Regions from separate parts of the Homo sapiens genome. Here region 2 is linked to region 1. The links are chromatin contacts, found by Hi-C or POLR2A ChIA-PET in ENCODE. All regions are on one chromosome and are shown on one strand. Each heading gives the region's core, a stretch centred on a gene start or an enhancer-like site at or near the end of the contact. The rest is flanking DNA. Distances are from core to core; before and after follow the strand shown.

Evidence for each region. A loop is a pair of places that touch in the nucleus more often than their neighbours do. ChIA-PET counts read pairs that join two places held with the same protein, here RNA polymerase II (POLR2A). Pooled maps may share reads with other maps.
Region 2: a map of naive thymus-derived CD4-positive, alpha-beta T cell shows a loop between it and region 1 (11-fold over the local background). The contact joins the promoter of ZNF726 here to the enhancer-like site in region 1. A Hi-C loop is called at or near these places in 1 of 168 maps with a recorded cell type or tissue (naive thymus-derived CD4-positive, alpha-beta T cell) and 5 of 50 pooled maps. POLR2A ChIA-PET finds 5 or more read pairs at or near these places in 4 of 52 experiments (activated CD4-positive, alpha-beta T cell, activated naive CD4-positive, alpha-beta T cell and naive thymus-derived CD4-positive, alpha-beta T cell).

What each region holds. Positions count from the first base shown.
Region 1 is chr19:23,799,107-23,801,978 of GRCh38, forward strand. The region is part of intron 1 of RPSA2 (ribosomal protein SA 2); the gene reads left to right. It also overlaps the pseudogene BNIP3P39. Among named protein-coding and RNA genes, the nearest start is that of RPSA2, 38 kb to the left of the region's middle. Within about 2 kb of position 1,370, at least 3 of the 41 ENCODE cell types and tissues checked have a DNase peak (open chromatin) inside an H3K27ac peak, as active enhancers do.
Region 2 is chr19:23,913,357-23,916,228 of GRCh38, forward strand. ZNF726 (zinc finger protein 726) reads left to right here and starts at 1,530. Exons shown (of 4, transcript NM_001244038.2): 1 at 1,530-1,641. The coding sequence starts at 1,639.

The DNA.
Region 1 (2,872 bases), core at 120-2,619:
GAGAGAAATTGTTTTTGCAGGAATATTTTCTGGCTGACTTGATCAATCTTATATCTAATTTCAGTTTTTTCTTAAGATGCTTTTAACTTCTTTTTTTTCTCTCAATATAATCTTTCTCAGAGTGAGAGCTGTTTTTCTGTAGAATGCTTTGTGTATCTGTTTTAGAAGCCCTATTAGTATCCCATAATGTCTGTGAAAGACGTGGCTGTCACAGTGAGAACTCTTGGAGCTATCTCTATCTGGATGCATGCTGGAAATCTAGCAGTATATTTTCCATGTCACCATTATAAATAGAAACTGTGGCTTAAATAATGCTCTCATTTCCGTTATTGTGAAGGTGCAGTTCTACCCAGGGAGGCTCTCTTCCTGCAGCTCAGGCTTCACTCTTTGATGTGACACTAAAGTGCTGCTATGGCAATTGGCGTTCACCTATGATGTGAGCTGCCAGCTGTGAGCCCTGTGCTGTGGTCCATACCGCAGTGGCAGATGGTAGGAAACAAAAGAGGACACTGGCCACCAGAAGAGGGGAAGCCGGAGTACTGTAACCCCGTCCTCAGGGAGGAGAGAGGTACTGCTTTAAAATGCAAGTAGCCAAAAAGATAGCACCCTATTCAACCACTTTTGTAGAAGAGTGAAAGTCTGCCTTCAGCAGGCAGCTGGCTTCAAGTTGCAGAACTATCTTGTCAGGAAGATGTGAAAAGGTTATTTTGTCATTGAATATAACCAATTAGCATATATGGATGACCTCCCCAATGTCCAGGTGAATTTAGGATGAACTATGTATGACATGGTGCTGTGAATTCTTCTACTTGTGAACTATTTATGGTAACCATCTTTATGTCTTTTCGATCTCTTAAGCAGACTGACTGTAATACATTTGACATTCAGATTTAATTGTGTAATGAAAGAGTTTTCTTTTTCTTTTTTTTTTTTTTTTTTTGAGACAGAGTCTCGCTGTATTTCCCAGGCTGGAGTGCAGTGGTGTGATCTCAGCTCTTTGCAACCTCTGCCTGTCAGGTTCAAGTGATTCTCCTGCCTCAGCCTCCCAAGTAGCTGGGATTACAGGCACATGCCACTATGCCCGTCTTTTTTATTTTATTTTATTTTTTTTTATTTTAGTAGAGATGGGGTTTCACCGTGTTAGCCAGGATGGTCTCTATCTCCTGATTTCATGATCGACCCGCCTTGGCCTCCCAAAGCTGGGATTACTGGTGTAAGCCAGCATGCCCAACCTCTTTCTTTTCTATTATTGTGGTTTCTCTGGGGCTGAAGAGAATTTTTTTAAAATTATATTTCCTAGAATTACCGGACATAATATAAACAAATAAGGTGCCAACCAAGCTTTACTCTAGAGGGGACTTTCCCTCTCAGGCTTCTAGCCAACTCACAGTTATGCTGTAAAGTGCATACTGTCACCTAAATATGCAGGCAGAATTGTGTCTCTGCCTATTTGGTATCTATAGTCCTCCACAGTCACTTCTAGAGGGGCTAGAGCAGATTTCTACAAACTTTTTTTTTTTTTCTTAGATGGAATTTCACTCTTGTTGCCCAGGCTGGAGTACAGTGGCACAATCTCAGCTCACTGCAGCCTCCACCTCCTGGGTTTAAGTGATTCTCCTGCCTCAGTGTCCCGAGTAGCTGGGATTACAGGCATGCACCACCAAGCCTGGCTAATTTTGTATTTTCAGTAGAGACAGGGTTTTTCCATATTGGTCAGGCTGGTCTTGAACTCCTGACCTCAGGTGATCCACCCACCTTAGCCCCCAAAGTGCTGGGATTACAGGTGTGAGGCACCTCACCTGGCCTAGATTTCTACAAACTTAATAGGGCAGATATTAACCATTTTACTTCTTTCAATGACTCTTGTATCTTCAGACCTGAAACTGATTCAGAGACCATGGAGCCCAGAAACCCAATCAGTGTAACAAGTGTGCATTGAGTAGACATGGAGACATGAGAATCTCCACTTCTCTTTTTCTCCTCTTGCTAAAATGCTCACAATTGCAGGTAACACCTGCTGCTACTCCACCCATCCAGGACCTAAATCTGCAGCTCCAAATTCTAAATCTAGGTCTAGAAATTAAAAAACAAAACAAAACAAAAGTTTCATTTGAGAAATGCAAGTCTTTTTTTTTTTAGGGGAGGGTTGGGGGGGATGGAGTCTTGCTCTGTCACCAGGCTGGAGTGCAGTGGCGTGATCTCGGCTCACTGCAACCTCTTCCTCCCAGGTCAAGCTATTCTCCTGCCTCAGCCTCCCGAGTAGCTTGGATTACAGGCATGTGCCATCACACCTGGCTAATTTTGTATTACTTTTTTCAGCAGACATGGGCTTCACCATGTTGGCCAGTATGGTCTCGATCTCTTGACTTCGTGATCCACTTGCGTCGGCCTCCCAAAATGTTGGGATTACAGGCGTGAGCCACTGTGGCTGTCTGCCAGTCTTTTTACTTATAAAACTCAGACATTAAAATAAGAGCACAATTATGTCTTTCTCCCTACTTTCAACTATATATTGATCTCTTGAAGCTGTTCACTATTGCCAAAAGTAGGTATAAGTTAAACCAATAATAAGTTATTTATTTAAACAAATAAGAATTTCTCACAAACTAGTTTGTATCACCCCACTCTCTATCTCTCTTCTTTTTTTCCCTTCACAAATCCACTTGTAATTGCTGCTAATCAGTATAGATTCCAGGCATCTTGAATATTTCTTCTCAAGTTACAATGCTTAAGCTTGGCCCCAATAAACTGTGTACTTATATTCATGTTGTGTCAGCTTTTTTTTAGGTAAAATATTATTTAGAATTTTCTAGAGCAGTCTCTGTGAGTAGATTTCTCCTTTGATTGTACTCGCTGTAACAGCCAAAAATGC
Region 2 (2,872 bases), core at 280-2,779, 110 kb after region 1:
TCAGAAGAAATGAAAGGGATGGGTAACATAAAGATATAGATTGGCTTTCTACTTTTGGGAATTAGTTGAAATCATGCAGAGAGTAACTTATTTACTGAGTGGGCACAGACTTCATCCTGTCTACATAATCGAACAAACTGTTGTGTATGTAGACATTTAAACAGAGACTCAAAAGGAAACCTATGCTTTGATCAAAACCAAATGTTTTGTGTGTGCTCCAGACTATTTACATAACATAACCCAGGGCATAAAAGTTTTATGCACTCACATCTCTGCCATTTATGTGCTATCAGTGAACCATATATCAGTTTGGTTCTAACAACTGCCCACTTCTTGAAAGGCTTTCCTGTTTAGTTTACGTGGAATAATTTTACTAATTTTGCTTTGCTGTTGTGGAATATATTGTGGTTGTACTCTTTGTGTAGGAATGCAAGACAAGCTCACTAAATGCTTTCTTAAATTGGACGCTTATTAATCTTCTAGACATCACCTTCTTTTGGAACTAGAAGTTATGAACGACCTTCACCATACCAACACTGTCTGACTGAATTTCTCTCTACCCTGAATGCAAGAGACCAATGGTTAGGCAGGAATATTATCGCCCCTAATCAGCCTGAAAAAGTTACAGAAGACGAATCTTTGTCTCTCTGCAACTCTTAGGATTAAGGGTCCTCTTGTAAAGGAAGGCGAAAAATATGTCAGAATCATTTGAACCAGAGCGACTCCGTTTTGAGAGAGAGCTAGGAAAATGACGCTGAGACTCGCTGGGCTGCATTCTCAGTAAGTTAGGCATTCCTAGCCTCTAGATATTTATGGTTAAGGAAATGAATTAATAATGTTTACTAAGCAGAACCAGACGGAGGAGTGTCCAGATATTCCAACATCTGGGGAATAAAGGTATTCCTAATTTTGCTTTAAAGATAATATCGAGTCGGCCAGGCATGGTGGCTCACGACTGTAATCCTAGCATTTTGGGAGGTCGAGGCGGGTGGATCTCCTGAGGTCAGAAGTTCGAAACCAGCCTGGCTAACGTGGCGAAACCCCATCTCTACTAAAAAAAACCAAAAAACAAAAATTAGCCCGGTGTGGCTGTGTGCACCTGTAGTCCCAGCTACTATGGAGGCTGAGGCAGGAGAATCGCTTGATCCCGGAAGGCGAAGGTTGCAGTGAGCCGAGATCGCGCCATTGCACTCCAGCCTGGACAACAAGAGCGAAACTTTGTCTAAAAAAAAAATTATTCACATATTTAATACGTTGAAAAAAAGACAGCAAAGAAGAGAGAAAATTTTTCCGTGTTCTGAGATGGGCCTCGTTCAGCTCCGGGAGGAAGCCCCGCCTGAAAAGGCTGAGGCTTAGGCTGTCAATCTTTCTTCATTCAGCCCAACGTCTGATGACATCTTCTGTCACTCAGGGCCTTAGAAAGCGGGGTTCTTAAACGTTATCCAATCAGAGACGCTGTCCTGGGAACTGTCCAATCAGGCACGCAGCTGGAGCGAACAGGGCGGCTTCCGGGATTTGGCGGGGCCTTTGTCTCTATCTGCGGCCGGAGCTCCAGGTCTCGTCCTCACTACTCTGTGTCTTCTGCTTTTAGGGGCGCAGCCTCTGTGGCCCTGTGACCTGCCCCCTGGAAGCCTAGAAATGGTGAGAGTGCCGGGTGCGACATCCCAAGAGAGGGAACGGGGCTGGCTGGAACCGGTGGGAAGCGGCAGTGGCGGGACTCAGGCCTCCTCGCTGTCAGTTTTACAATCTGCGCCCGAGTTGTTGCCCAGCTCGGCCTCAGTCCCTTCAGCCTTAAGATGGCGGCTGCGCTGACAGCCGGGCTCCCGGGCGTTCTGTCTCTTCACTGCGCAGTGACTGTGCCCTGGCCTGGAGCCCTCTTTGGGCAGCTCTGCACCAGTAGCCCCGCGTCTCTCCCAGATTGTGCAGGGACCATGGGAGGAACGTCAGGGCAGAATCCTGACTCCGGGTGCGGGCTCATGAATGGGAAGAGCTTTGGTCCGTGGGGTTTTCAGGCCATTTTTTCCTATTAAAAATTTATGGGCCTCACTGCAAAAACATTAAATAATTTAAAGTGTGATTCAAAAATTTTAGAGCACCTTGCTGTGGTTTCTAATTTGTATTCCATGGAAGGAAAGGTTTTTATAAGTTTCATCATAAAACCAAATTCCGTAATTGGCTAGGTACGGTTATGTAGATTTTGTTGTTATTTTGTTGTTGTTGTTTTGTTTTCATTTTCTTTTTTTTTTGAGGCAGAGTCTCTGTTGCCCAGGCTGAAGTGCAGTTTCGTGATCTCGGCTCACTGCAACCTCCACCTCCCGGGTTCAAGCGATTTTTCTGCCTCAGCCTCCCTAGTAGTTGGGACTACAGGCGCCTGCCACCACATTTGGCAATTTTTTTTATTTTTAGCGGAGACGGGGGTTTCACCGTGTTGGTCAGGCAGGTCTCGATCTCCTGACCTCAGGTGATCCACCCACCTCGGCCTTCCAAAGTTCTGGGATTACAGGCGTGAGCCACTGCCCCCGTCCTAGTTCTTAATTTTTACAATCAAGGTGGAAATATCATGGTTATGTAATCAGAGCTTAATTGGCAGTTTATAGTTGGTTAAGCGTTAAGCCTGAATTTTGTTTCTGCCAATGTAGTAATTTACAAAAAAATGCTCTTGAGTTTAGACTTTTTTTTTAGAAGTAGAAATCCAGGGACTAGAGCCACCTCAATCTAATTTCCTGCCACTTAATGGTTTTCACACTCCACAGGGGACTGATTTTTTCCCTGAATTTTTCACAAGTGTCCCAAGCAGGGCCTCAAGTCTGCCCCTCATCCCTTATTCCTCCAGCCTGACTGGCTTGCAGTAAAATACTAAATTTCCAGTTTT